Linked DNA regions of Homo sapiens: region 2 is linked to region 1. A link is a contact called in ENCODE Hi-C data. All regions are on one chromosome and are shown on one strand. The core of a region is the stretch at or near the end of the contact, and the rest is flanking DNA. Distances in the headings are between cores, read along the strand shown.

Evidence for each region. A loop is a pair of places that touch in the nucleus more often than their neighbours do. Pooled maps may share reads with other maps.
Region 2: a loop to region 1 is called in a pooled map, with 15 times the contacts of the local background. The contact joins the promoter of LIN28B-AS1 here to the promoter of PNKY in region 1. A Hi-C loop is called at or near these places in 4 of 37 single-sample maps with no recorded cell type and 10 of 50 pooled maps.

What each region holds. Positions count from the first base shown.
Region 1 is chr6:98,829,091-98,835,565 of GRCh38, forward strand. PNKY (long intergenic non-protein coding RNA PNKY) reads right to left here and starts at 2,610. Exons shown (of 1, transcript NR_148381.1): 1 at 1,051-2,610. POU3F2 (POU class 3 homeobox 2) reads left to right here and starts at 5,484. Exons shown (of 1, transcript NM_005604.4): 1 at 5,484-6,475. The coding sequence starts at 5,784. RefSeq lists a silencer at 5,425-5,494 and enhancers at 6,133-6,202, 6,201-6,475.
Region 2 is chr6:104,936,409-104,942,883 of GRCh38, forward strand. It overlaps LIN28B-AS1 (LIN28B antisense RNA 1), which reads right to left and starts at 4,119. Exons shown (of 3, transcript NR_046407.1): 1 at 3,970-4,119; 2 at 3,770-3,805; 3 at 1-274. It also overlaps a transcript of LIN28B not described here. RefSeq lists enhancers at 421-921, 922-1,422, 4,341-5,175.

The DNA.
Region 1 (6,475 bases), core at 1,360-3,859:
GTGCGCAGGTGTATGTTAGTGCACTCGTCCCTAGCTTGCCTTCCTCTTCGAAAATTGCTCCAGAGGATGAGAGAAGCCAGGAGCTCTAGCAAGAGCTTCATCCCAGTACATTTCCAAATGCTTTAGAGCTAAGGAGGTTTCTGTTGAAATCACTTTAATTTATCAAAGAGTTGTCATCCCCTACTGGTGGCCAGCCATCCACCTGCTTTAAGGCTAGGGGGAGAAAATGCGAGCGTGCCTGTGTGTGCGTGTGCGCGCACACACACGCGCGCGCACACACACACACAGACACCTTTAGGCTCCATTGTTAAGAGGTCATTTAACTGTTAGTCCTTTGAAAGTGAAATTGCGGGAAGCAAACTGGAAGCCACCAATTGTCTCCTGTTCTGTTTCTGAGATTTTTGTTCTGTTTCTGAGATTTCGTATAAACAAGCTATATTAACTCCTCCAAACAGAATTTATCTTATACACCGACGGAATGCTTCCTTTATGTTTTCTCCCTCCTAAGGCCTCATATTCACCGCTCAGGATTTAGCAGGCTTCCTTTGATAAATTACTCAAAGTAATCCTTGAAACAGCTAGACTATCTGGGTGACATGGTGTTAGATGTCTTCAAGCCATCCCTGTATATAAAATATTCACTTGCAGACTACAAAGGGGGGACTGTTTTAATGATAAAATTTATAACTTGAAGAAAAAGGGAAAGATATTAGTATCTATAAATACAGATAATTTTATTTCAAATACTGAATTAAGGACATTATATTTCACTGGTTTACACAGTAGTGAAGGTAAAATAGAATTGTTTGTATGTGAGGTATGGACAGAGTTGCCAAGCATATGACGTAGGAGAGTTTCAACTTTCAGAAAACTTTTCATTCTTCAAGACCTTTTATTACACAAGGACAGATGCACATTTAGGAATTTGCAAAATATAGGTATAGACAGTAACATACAAATTTATTGGAAGCTTTATTTCTTCAGGAAAAAATATGCTGCTGCATAATTAAAGATAGTAAGTTCTATCCTTTTTTTTTTTTTTTTTTTTTTGGTAAATGTTTATTATGTCTCTCCCAAGAACCAGCAACTTGGAAATGCATTTTCCATGTTCCTTATAAATGCATCCCCCAAGGCTAAAGTTCTTGAAGCTTTATAGCAGTTTTCATTAAAGCAGCCAGCTGCCTTTTTGTGTGGATTGGCTGTTCAAAGCTCTAGCTCCGAAGCCAGAGCCTCAGTTTTGACATTCTGCAGGCCCTTAGAAAAGAAGTTCCACTCAGAGGTTGGAGGGGGGCCTCACCAAATCAAACAGCTGCTGGGGTCTAGCAGAAGAGCAGGAAGCACAGGAATGAATGACTGAGACAAGGCTTTTTAAAAAGAGGAGGAGGAGTAGGGACGTTCAAACATGATCCTCTAAGGTGGATATAAGAAAAAGGAAACAGCAGTTTCTTTTTCTAGTTTTACTTAGGTTTAAACCAGCTGCTACCTCCACTCCCCCAATGGCCATCTCCTCAGAAAATTCTTTGTTTTCTTTTGTTTCCTGATTTCTATTATCCTGGGACTACATAAATAAGAAAAAATTAAGATCAAATGAATACCATTTCACCTCTGTTTTAGTAATTGTGTGCCTCCAGCTCAATGTATGGGAGTGGTCACGGTGGGTTTTCTGCCAACTCCTGGTATATAGAAATAAATAAATGCTATTTTATATATGGTGTGAGTGTGTTTACTAGATGAAATAGTTAATAAATTAGAGTTCAAGTTACAGTGCATGGACTGACCCCATAACTGTTACTCAGGTGGAAATTTGGGAGGTTTGTGTCAAGGTACTGGGTGCTACTAAGACCCAGGTCCGGCTCACTATCTCGAGGAGTGTGAAAGTGTGAGAGATAACATGGGTGTCTTTTTGGTGTAGTTCTGTTATTCGAGGATGTTTCCCCTCCACTCAGCGCACCCCGGCAAGAGGGAGTCGGCTCCGTTTCTTCAGACAAGTCCAGCTCAGGGTATTGACTGAGTAGAGGTTCCTCCGGACCTGGGAGAAGCTGGGGTGGCGCCAGCATCTCCTTACAGGTGCCTCCATCCTGTCCTTGCGGAAGGGGCTTAGGACACCCCGCAGTCCGCGCCCCGAGGTGGCGAGGCCCGCACGAATCGCCTGCTCAGCCATTGTCCTAGCGAGTGATCTCGAGGAGCTGTGCTGGATGGAGTGAGGGAGATATCAAGACACCTTGTCAGTTCAAAGCATTTTAGCGTTGTTTGAAATCCTCTCCACGTCAACGTAAGCAGCCTGTGTATTTGAACAGCTGCTTTGAACAGTGAAAGGGAATAAACTGATTCAAAACCTGGAGGTGTCTGCCCGAGACACCTTCAACGTGCTTTTATGCGGGCGGAGAATGGCAGGCAGACGCGCGGACTCTGCCCTGACAGGGTCAGCCCAAAGAATGGGCCCCAGAGCCCGGGGCGGGGGAGGAACCGGTGGAGAGGCCCCAGTCTGGACCTAAAACCAGCGAGAGCTCAGGTTTCGGGAGCCCCGAAGAGGTGCCGCGCTGGGAGGCAGACAAGGAAGCCCAGGGTGCTCGGAACCCGGCGTTCGCGCCAACCGGGCCCCTGGCGCCTGGAGGGGAGGCGGCGGTAGCTCGTGGGGAGGTGTTGCTCAGAGCCGCGGTGCGAGCCCAGCCTGGCCCGCCCGGTGATTGGCCGCGCTTGGGGGTGGGGGTGGGGTGCAGAGACTGAGGCCCCGGGTAGGCTATTTCTTTGTGTACTCCCGGGGATTTATTGGGTATATTAAACCCTGTTGGGAACGTTTCGGCTCCTTGGCCGCCAGCGAAATGAGACGGGGATGGAAGTTGGAGTTGAGACCTGGGAAGTCAACGTGGGAAGGATCTCAGCATTAATCGCCGGTGATGTCCTATCGCAGACAGGAAGTTTTGATGTACACGTGCAGCCTATTCTTGTCCCCTCACACTAGCGCCCTATGCCGGGAGGAGGGCGGGGGTGTGGGGTGGGGTGTGGAGAGAAAGATAAGAGGAGGAGGAACTTTTAAATTGATTCAGAGCCAGGCCGCCTCAGTTCCTTCGAAGATGTGTTTGAAAACTTCATTCTTCTTTCGAGTGTATCATCCTATGGGCTGCAGAAGGCCTTGTGCCTCGAGAAATGTGAAATTAAATCCAGAGAAAAGCAGACACCTGCCCCAGAAAGGTGGGGGAGAAGTATGAGCTGCTTAGCACTTGGACGCGGCCCTTCCCCAGGGCTGGATTCTTCTGTCCGTGGGAGCTCTGAGCTCCAGGTCCGCGAAAAGAAAGGCACGACATGTCAGGAGAAGATGCGGCTGGCGGGCTGTCTGTGCGCTCCCCAAGGCCCAGGGAAAGTCACGCGCCTAGCACAGGGGACGCAGGGCCGAAGCCGGGAGAAGGCGGTTCTGCCCGCCACCCAGCCCCTTGGCTCGCGGTTGCGGAGCCGCGGGCACCAGTCGCTGAGTCTGCGCGCTGAGGCTCGGACTTGTTCATTTTTTCCTAGCTAGACAAAGTTATGGGATTCCTAGCAGCCCCCAGGCGCGCGGCCAGAGTGGCCCCGCGCTTGCGCTGGGACGGAGCGACACGCTGTGTGTGTCCTCGCCTCGCCTCGCCGCGCGGGTGCGCGCGTGGTGGGGGTGCAGGTCCGTCCTGCTGGCGGCCTGTGGGCTCGCCCCTCCCCTATCCATTTCTCTCCCCCACACACGCTCATAAACACAGGACACGTGGAAATTCTCAGCCAAAGCGTCTTGCCCGGGCGGGTGCTCAACGTGGTGATTTATAAACAGCTCAGCCACTCTCCAAAGAGCATGACTCCTTGTTAGTCATGATGAATTTTCTGGCCCGCTCCAGTCTGCTGTCTGGATTCAGATGCTCAGAGGCCCCAAAATGCTCCCTCTGAGCGTTGATTTGGCTGCCCTCTCAAGCCTACGACCGCCGGCAAAACCAGCGATAGAGCGAGGGGTGAGAGGTGGGGACGCGATCCAGGTTCCCTGGGGTCTGTCATTCCCTTCCCGGCAGTAACTGTTGATTCGCTTTACAGCGCCCATGTACACACCCGGCCCTGCGTGGCGGTCACGCCGCTCCAGCCTGGGTCCGCGCCCAAGTTCTAGCTACCGGGCTTGCAGGCTCGGAAACTCGCAGGCGGCACCTGCTCTGGGCGGCTAAAGAACTGATGGCGCGACGCGCCCGCGCTCCGTAGAGCGGCGCTGCGGGTGCATGGTCCCATAGTCTTGCTCTGGAGTTCACTGCTGAAAGCTGAGCTGGGAGCTTGGCCAGGGAGCGCCAAAGACATAGACTAACCCCACCCGCTAGCGCCCACCGAAGTTACTGATTAGGAAGGTTCCCCTGGCATCAGCCCATTTGCTTCACACACTCTTCCTCCTTCCCAAGGGGCTAACGGAAAAGTTGCACCTACCAGCGGTAGGAGCACGGGGAATCGCGCACGCAGGCCCTCCGCGCGGCTTCCCGGAGCGGCCTTTGGCGACTGCGCCGCCCCTACAAGGCCGCACACCCCTCGCCAGCACTCCGGCAGCCTCGCACAAGACGGAGCCCACGCAGGCTTCTAGTTTTCTAAACCAAAAACTGCACGCGCCGGCGTGTGAATCTGACGGAGAGACTTTTAGAGTTTTGTTTGGTTTTCAGTTCAGACCGCTACGCTGTCAGAGCAAGCAACTCCGAGCCTTGATGGGAATGACTTACAAGCCGCGGTGCGGGCTGAGCCTGCCTCTCTCGGGGTTCTTTCCCCAAGGGAGTGGGAGACAATTGGGCCTGGAACCTAAAAGGAAGAGAGCCTGTGCTAGCCGCGGGGTAGAGGGGAAGGAGAAGAGCTTTGGGCCGAAGTGTCCGCACACCCTGGAGCAAGAGACACTTGTGCACTGAAATTCTAACCGTGGGATGCAAGGAGAGTTGAACAGGGGAACAGGTCTGGCTCTTGGCTCTAGGTTTAAGAGATACACACTGTGTGTGTGTCCCTAGGTGAATAAAAATCCGACTCCCGCTGGCTCGGTGCGACCCAGCTTTTCCCTTACCCCCTCCGTTTCCCCATCTTAAAGCCCTATTGGGAAACGAAAGTGGACACCACTGCCTCCCGCCCCCCACCCCAATCCAAGTCTTCCAAGTGTCTGTGGCCGATAAGAGCACCGGGACCGCCCCCCTGCCGGTCTTCTCTGCCTGGGAGACAGATGGGGGGCGGGGCCCATCCGAGAGAGGGCGGAGGAGGCCCCGGGTGAGGAAGAAGCGGGGGGGTGAGAACTGAGAGAATCTGAATCGGGAGGCGAAGGGGACGGGGAGGAGGGCTAGGAGGACTCCGAGCCCGGGGGAGGGGGAGGGAGTAGCTCTGCGCCAATCAGTGGCGCCGGCCTGGGAGGTTGCTAGCGGTATCCACGTAAATCAAAGGGCGCGGAGCCAATGGGAGGGGGCGGAGGGGGCGGGGCCCAGGCGCGTGCCGCTGCGAGCCGGCGCTGCCAAGAGAGCGGGAGAGAGCTGGAGAGAGCAGGGAGAGGGGGGAGCGCCGAGCTAGTCAGAGAGTGAGCGAGAGCGAGAAGGAGGGAGAGGAGGAGAAAGAGAGCGAGGGCGGGCGGGAGGCGGCGGCGGCGGCAGCAGCAGCAGTAATAGCAGGAGCAGCAACAGAAGGCGTCGGAGCGGGCGTCGGAGCTGCCCGCTGTGGGAGAGAGAGGAGACAGAAAGAGCGAGCGAGGAGAGGGAGCCCGAGGCGAAAAAGTAACTGTCAAATGCGCGGCTCCTTTAACCGGAGCGCTCAGTCCGGCTCCGAGAGTCATGGCGACCGCAGCGTCTAACCACTACAGCCTGCTCACCTCCAGCGCCTCCATCGTGCACGCCGAGCCGCCCGGCGGCATGCAGCAGGGCGCGGGGGGCTACCGCGAAGCGCAGAGCCTGGTGCAGGGCGACTACGGCGCTCTGCAGAGCAACGGACACCCGCTCAGCCACGCTCACCAGTGGATCACCGCGCTGTCCCACGGCGGCGGCGGCGGGGGCGGTGGCGGCGGCGGGGGGGGCGGGGGCGGCGGCGGGGGCGGCGGCGACGGCTCCCCGTGGTCCACCAGCCCCCTGGGCCAGCCGGACATCAAGCCCTCGGTGGTGGTGCAGCAGGGCGGCCGCGGAGACGAGCTGCACGGGCCAGGCGCCCTGCAGCAGCAGCATCAGCAGCAGCAACAGCAACAGCAGCAGCAACAGCAGCAACAGCAGCAGCAGCAGCAGCAACAGCGGCCGCCGCATCTGGTGCACCACGCCGCTAACCACCACCCGGGACCCGGGGCATGGCGGAGCGCGGCGGCTGCAGCGCACCTCCCACCCTCCATGGGAGCGTCCAACGGCGGCTTGCTCTACTCGCAGCCCAGCTTCACGGTGAACGGCATGCTGGGCGCCGGCGGGCAGCCGGCCGGTCTGCACCACCACGGCCTGCGGGACGCGCACGACGAGCCACACCATGCCGACCACCACCCGCACCC
Region 2 (6,475 bases), core at 2,869-5,368, 6.1 Mb after region 1:
TAGGGTCCTTGTAGTTAATCAAGTTAAGATGAGATCATTAGGGTGGGTCCTAATCTGACTGGTGTCCTGAAAAGGAAAAATTGGGGCATGGGGACAGATAAGTAGAAAGGGAAGACAATGTGATGACACAAGCAGCAGCCATTTACAAGCTAAGGAATGCCCGAGTCTACCAGAAGCCAGGAGAGAGGCTTGGCACAGATTCTCATCACAGTCCAGAATCGACCCGGAAGCCTTCAGATCTGTAAGACGTTACATTTTTGTTGTTTCAGCCACCCTAGAAAGCAAATACAATGCTATTCACCCTGTTGCCCACGCTGGCCTGGAACTTCTGTACTCAAGCGATCGGCCCATCTCGGTCTCCTAATGTGCCGGGATTACAGGCATGAGCCACTGCACCCGGCCAGCTAGTTTTAATCTTTTTCTTTCTTTCTTCCATTTTAGGACAGGATCGCACTGTTGCCCAGGGTGGAGTGCAGTGGCGCAATCTTGGCTCACTGCAACCTCCGCCCCCCTGCTGGAGAGATCCTCCCACCTCAGCCTCCCCAATAGCTGGGACCACTGGCGCGCAGACCACGCCCAGCGAATTTTTTGTAGAGAGCCAGGTCGCCATTTTCCACAGGCTGGTGTTGAACTCCTGGGCTCAAGCGATTCGCCACGTCAACCTCTGAAGAAGGTGCTGGGATTACAAGCATGAGCCACCGCCGCCAGGTCAGTTTATTTCTAAACTCTATTTTTCTTTCTTTCTTTCTGAGATAGGATCTCACTCAGTCGCCCAGGCTGGAGTTCAGTGGTGCGATCTTAGCTTACTGGAACCTCTGGGTACTGGTCGGGCGGGCAACCTCAGCCTCCCCAAAAGCCGCAACCGCGGGCGCGCGCCACCACGCCCAGCTAGTATTTTGTAGAGACGCGGTGACCATTTTGCCCAGGCTGGGGTGCAGGGCCGCAGTCTCGGCTCGCTGCAACCTCCGCCTCCCGGCTGTCTGCTGAGTACCAGCAGCTGGGACTACAGGCGCCCGCCACCAAGCCTGCCTGATTTTTTGTAGAGACGGTTTCACCATGCTGGTCAGTCTGGTCTCCAACTCCTGGGCTCAAGTGATCTGCCCGCCTCGGCCTCCCAAAGTGCTGGGATTACAGGCGTGAACCACCGCGCCTGGCCAACTCTATTTTTCAAATTGTTTTAATGTAGTATAATAAATATAAAAGCCTAGTTTTTCAACATTGTAACACTCAATACTTGTAATTCGTAAGTAAAATGACGTGATGCCTGGGGTTTGCTTTCATACACTCCACTCATAAAAAAATAGAGGGCAAGAGAAATATGAAACACTGTATTTTATGTTTTCTAAAGGTCTTGGTAAGTATTTCCTTGAAAATATAATCAGGGTGCATTCAGATGCATTCATTAAAAAGCATTTCTTACACACTACCATATTCTAGGAACCGTTGTAGGCATTGGAGATATTAAGAGTAAGAGCCTGTTCTCTTTGGGAATAATTATTAGATATATTCTAAAAGTAAAGCAGGCCAAGCATGGTGGTTCATGCCTGTAATCCCAGTGCTTTGGGAGGCCAAGACTGCAAGGATATCTTGCCACCAGAAGTCTGAGAATAGCCTGGGCAACAGAGCAAGAACCTGTCTCTACAAAAAAAAAAAAAAAAAAAAAAAAAAAATTAGGCAGAAAAAAACCAAAAAAAACAAAAAAATTAGGCGCTTGTAGTCCCAGCCACTCAGGAGGTTGAAGATGGATTCTCACTTGTGCCCAGGAGGTCGAAGCTGCAGTAGCTAGGAAGGTACTATTGTACACCAGCCTTGGCAACAGAGTGAGACCGAGTCTCTAAAAAAGGGGAGGTTGGAAATAAGGTAAAATAAATTATGACCATGGTCCCAGGTAGAGGGATTCACTTTTATAAAGAAATTGCCAAGGTTCACTTTTAGAAGGAAATTGCCAAGGTCAGGCATGGTGGATCACGCCTGTAATCCCAGCACTTTGAAGGGCCAGGTGGGCAGACTGCTTGAGGCCAGGAGTTTGAGACCAGCGTGGGCAACATGGTGAAACCCCATCTTTACTAAAAATACAAAAATTAGCTGCGTGTGGTAGAGCAGGCCTGTAATCCCAGCTACTTAGGAGACTGAGGCACGAGAATCCCGTGAACCCAGAAGGTGGAGGCTGCAGTGAGCCAAGATTGCACTACTGCACTCAAGCCTGGGGGACATAGTGAGACCCTGTCTCAAGAAAAAAAAAAAAACCTGAAAAGAAAAAGAAATTGCCAAGAGCCATACGTAAATGATAAATTCCTTTGTTCTTATGGCTTTTCATTCATTTCTAATCATGCTAACATACTCCTTAATGCTTAGCCTATCAATGTTCATCATCGCCCCTTTCGGGTACCTTATATGAAATAATACATTAAATATTATAATGTCCCATTTTTTATTTGTGTCACAGGAGCATGATGGCATGATGATAACTAGTTTGAAATCAAAAAAAAGGATGAACTCTTGAGTGCTGGGATACTAACCCTGGGTTGTGTTTTAATTTTTTATTTTCTGTTTACAATTCTTCTCAGGACTTTAAATAGGTATTGCATAAATATACATCACACTTAAATGCTGAAAGGCTTACAAAATACCTAGAAACATAGCTATTAAAAAAAACAGTTCATTCTGTAAGTGCATTTGTAAGCTCTACTCATAAATAAAAAATTACTATAATGCTTTAAAGTCAAAGCATATCACATTTCAGATGGTGATATAATTAATTGCTGTTTTTCATTTCTAGTAATCAATGTCCACATCTTTTTCCTCTAAATTATATTTGAAATCATAGTGTAAATTGATACAATGATTATAACTAAGAATTGTATCTGAAAGAATCCTCTGTACTACTTCGCAAAGTAATGTAAGAAATACTTTACATACTTGCCAGTGAAAAGGCATCTTTAAAGTAAGTGGTATTCACTCCACTAGCTCAATGGAAAGTTGAGCAGCCATCCAGGGAATTTGCTGAAGGTGGTAGCCAATGTGGAAAATTCTTAGGAGGGGTCACAACAGGATTTTGCTTCTGATCAGTTTGTCTGCATTGATCTCACTCCCAGGCCAGAGATGCTTTTTTCTAGACTGTGGTTACCCTTGATAGATACATTGGTTTCTTAATCCCAATCCAGAAATTGGAAGGGAGAAATGTATCATCACACAGCAACGGTTTGGAGATTTGCCTTTTAGTCATACAATAGTAGCCAGTGAACTGGCCTTTATTAGTTACTTTCAAATGAAAGTGTTTTCATTTGAAAAGTTTTCCACTTTTAATTTGATTTCCTATATTTTAAATTTTTGAACAAATTTTTAGTTTGCTGAAATATTTAATCCCTTTAGTCAGTTCCACAGAACAGTCCAGATTACAAGGCGATATTCGATTTTTTAGCTGGTCAGATAATGATTGACTAGTACTGTTTAGTTCTGAAAGTCTGATGAGAAACTACCCAAAGTATAAGAAAGAACTATAAAATTATCAGGTAGAAAATTATAGGAGAGAAAGCAGTGATATTTTGGGAACATATACCAAAATACCAAGCTAAATATGTGTATATATCACAGTATTTTTGGCCCCAGATCTTGTGGCTCTTTGAGTGATGATGATTAAGTTTGTATCATCCAATTTGACGTTGAGTATCTTATTGTTTAGGAAAAGAAACAGCTGACAGTAGGTTCCCCAAACTTCTGGCATTGTCTACCATGCTCACTGGATTCTGAAATACATGACTATTATTACCTTGAATTGTGCTGTTCGGAATGATGTCCAGGGCATCTGTAGTAAAAGAAAAGAAGACCTGGGCTTCAGATATGATTTTGTTACCTTCTTACAGTTTTACCGCACCAAGGTGTCAGGTTGGGGAGCAAGGAGTAGCATCGTCCCGCCTCCCTCCAGTCGCACCCTAGGGACCGCCATGTGAGCTTCCCTCCCAGACTGACGCTGCGCGCGGAGAGCCGGGAGTCACAGGCCCAGGCACTCGCAGCCTCCACCAGAACAAACGGCGGCAGCGGCCGTGCGCGCCCACGGCCTGCGCGGGGACGCGCTTCGGGGGTTCGGGGGCGCCCGCGGTAAAGCTCCACCGCGGCCGCGCTCGCCCGCCCGGCCCTGGAATGAATGGAAGGTTCAATCTCGCGCGCTCGGCGCCGGCAGCCAATGACGCGGCCGGTAGCGGCGGCGGGCAGGTGTGCGCGTGCCGCCGGCTGACGCAGGGCTCCAGTCGAACCGCCTGGTGCCGCCGCCGCGCCCCGCGCTCCCCCACCCGGCTCAGCCCCCTCCTCCCCGCGCCCCGCCACTCGCCGGGCTGCGGCGGCGGAGTGGTGGCGACAGCGGATTCCGTGCCCGGTGGCCGCGCGCCGCCCGGCTGTTCCGCGTCCCCTTGCCGGCTCACAATGTGCTGACCCTCCCGGCCCCGCCGCGCGCCTCACAGGTCTCTCGACCTCCGCGCTCCCTCAGGAAGTGACAGACTCCAGGCCCCTTCCTCCGCCCCGTCCTTCGGGACTGAACGCCACACACGTCCTCACACCCTCTCCCCCTCTCACACCCAGGCTAGCGACGCGACCATGAGGCCCCGGAGGTAAGCAGCCGGCCCCGCGGCCGCGCGAGTGCGAGCGTGGCCGGGTGTGCGTGCGGGTGCGGACGCCGCTCGCGGTCCCGAGTCTGGCACGTGAGCAACGTCGAGGGGAGCTCCGTGCTGAGGAGCAGGAAGAAAAGAGGAGGCGCGAGCGCCAGGGAGGGGCGAGGACTGGGCACCGCGGGGAAGTGACAGGTCTCGCAGCAAGTTGCGGTTCGGAAGCCGGCGCGCCGCGTCTTTCCTTCGCCGGCCCTGATTTATTGCCCCGGTGCTGCCGCTAAGACGCGGGCAGTCGATGTACTTCCGGGTTCACACCTTTCTCTCCCCGCTCGGTGCTGCTGGGTCGGCGCCCGGTGTGGGCACTGCGTTGCCACAGCGGCCGCCCAGGCTCGCCGCTGCGGTTGCTGCCGGGCGGCCAAAGCCGGCTTGGAGCGGGAGGGCGGGGCGGGGCAGGGCGGGGGCGCAGGCCACGCGGGGGCGCAGGGCGCGAGGGTGCGGCGCAGGCTGGGGTCCCGGCGGCGGGTCCTCGCGGCCGGTGCCGGCTCGTCTGGGACGCACGGGGCCGCGCCGCCAGAGGGCGTGCGCACCTCCCTTTCGCGCTCCGCAAGCCGAACTGCTTTGTACCGGGCAGGCGTCGGGGATCGTTTTTGCTTTGGTATCGGTGATGTAAATTCATGAATTAAAATTAAGGATTTTGAAAAGAACGGGGAAGAACGCACTTGGATTTAGGTTGTTTTTGAAAAGGAAAAACCAAAGAGGAAATGATACGTTTGCAGGAGCATTAACTGACTACTGACTGGAACATTGGATGCGGGTGCTTTGTGAAGATTTGTACTCCAAAAACTTTTTTTAAAAATTGCACGTTGGTAAATATTGAGTGTTTTCGAGTAAAATCTAACAGTATGTATTTAGTGCCCTTATTGCGGAAATTTCTTAAATGTAAGTAATAGTAAGTCCGCCATTTTGAATTGTTTCATGTAACACAGAATGAAATCTTAGGTGCCTGTGTTTCCTTGAGTTCCCTTCAGTTCTTTGTGGGTTTGTTTTCATCCGTAGGTTTTTAAGGTTGCCAAGTGTCACTGTTCATGGAACTAAATTCTCCACTGTAGATTTTTATACCTATTATTGTTAATGCAAGGGGAAAATAAATTATACTCCTATTCTATTGTAGTTTTTTATTTATCGATCACAAATACTGTGGAAGTGAAAATTACACCTGACAACTAGTATTAGAATGAATTTAAAACGTTTTACAACATTGCTGGGAAAATATGACTTAAAGTGATTTTTAATCAAGAAAATATTAATGTTTCTTTTTTTGGTGCTGGTTATTACCATATTTACTTAGATAATGCAAAAGTGCTTTTTTAAAAAGCACATTTTTACGTCCAACAATAAGTATAAAACATCACAGTTTTATGAAAGCTTTCAGGGAAGATTTGAAAGTTAAGGGTGAATTCTTGGAAATATATGCCAATTTGTATGAAAAAATAAATTTGCTATGAAATTTATGCCTTTTTTTCTTCTGCTGTGAATTTGCATAGATTTTATAGAGGAGTCATATGATAAATTAACAGAAGAGAATGTAATAATCAGTATTCCATTTTCAATAATAATTACACCCTTGTCCATCTTAGGGAAGGTTCTTGCCTGCCAAATTATTTATCTTTGCATGTATGAAACACAGCAATCCAGTGTGCTTAATTTCCTACAGAGCTTTAGAAATGAAACTGACACAAGGCCTCTTCTACCAATGAATAAAAAAGTTTTATTTGACTTTTCCATTTTACAAGTAGGATCAGCTAATCTTTGCTTTACAATATAAGGTCATAAAAATTTAAGGAATTGGATCGGGTTGTAATGCATATTGGTTT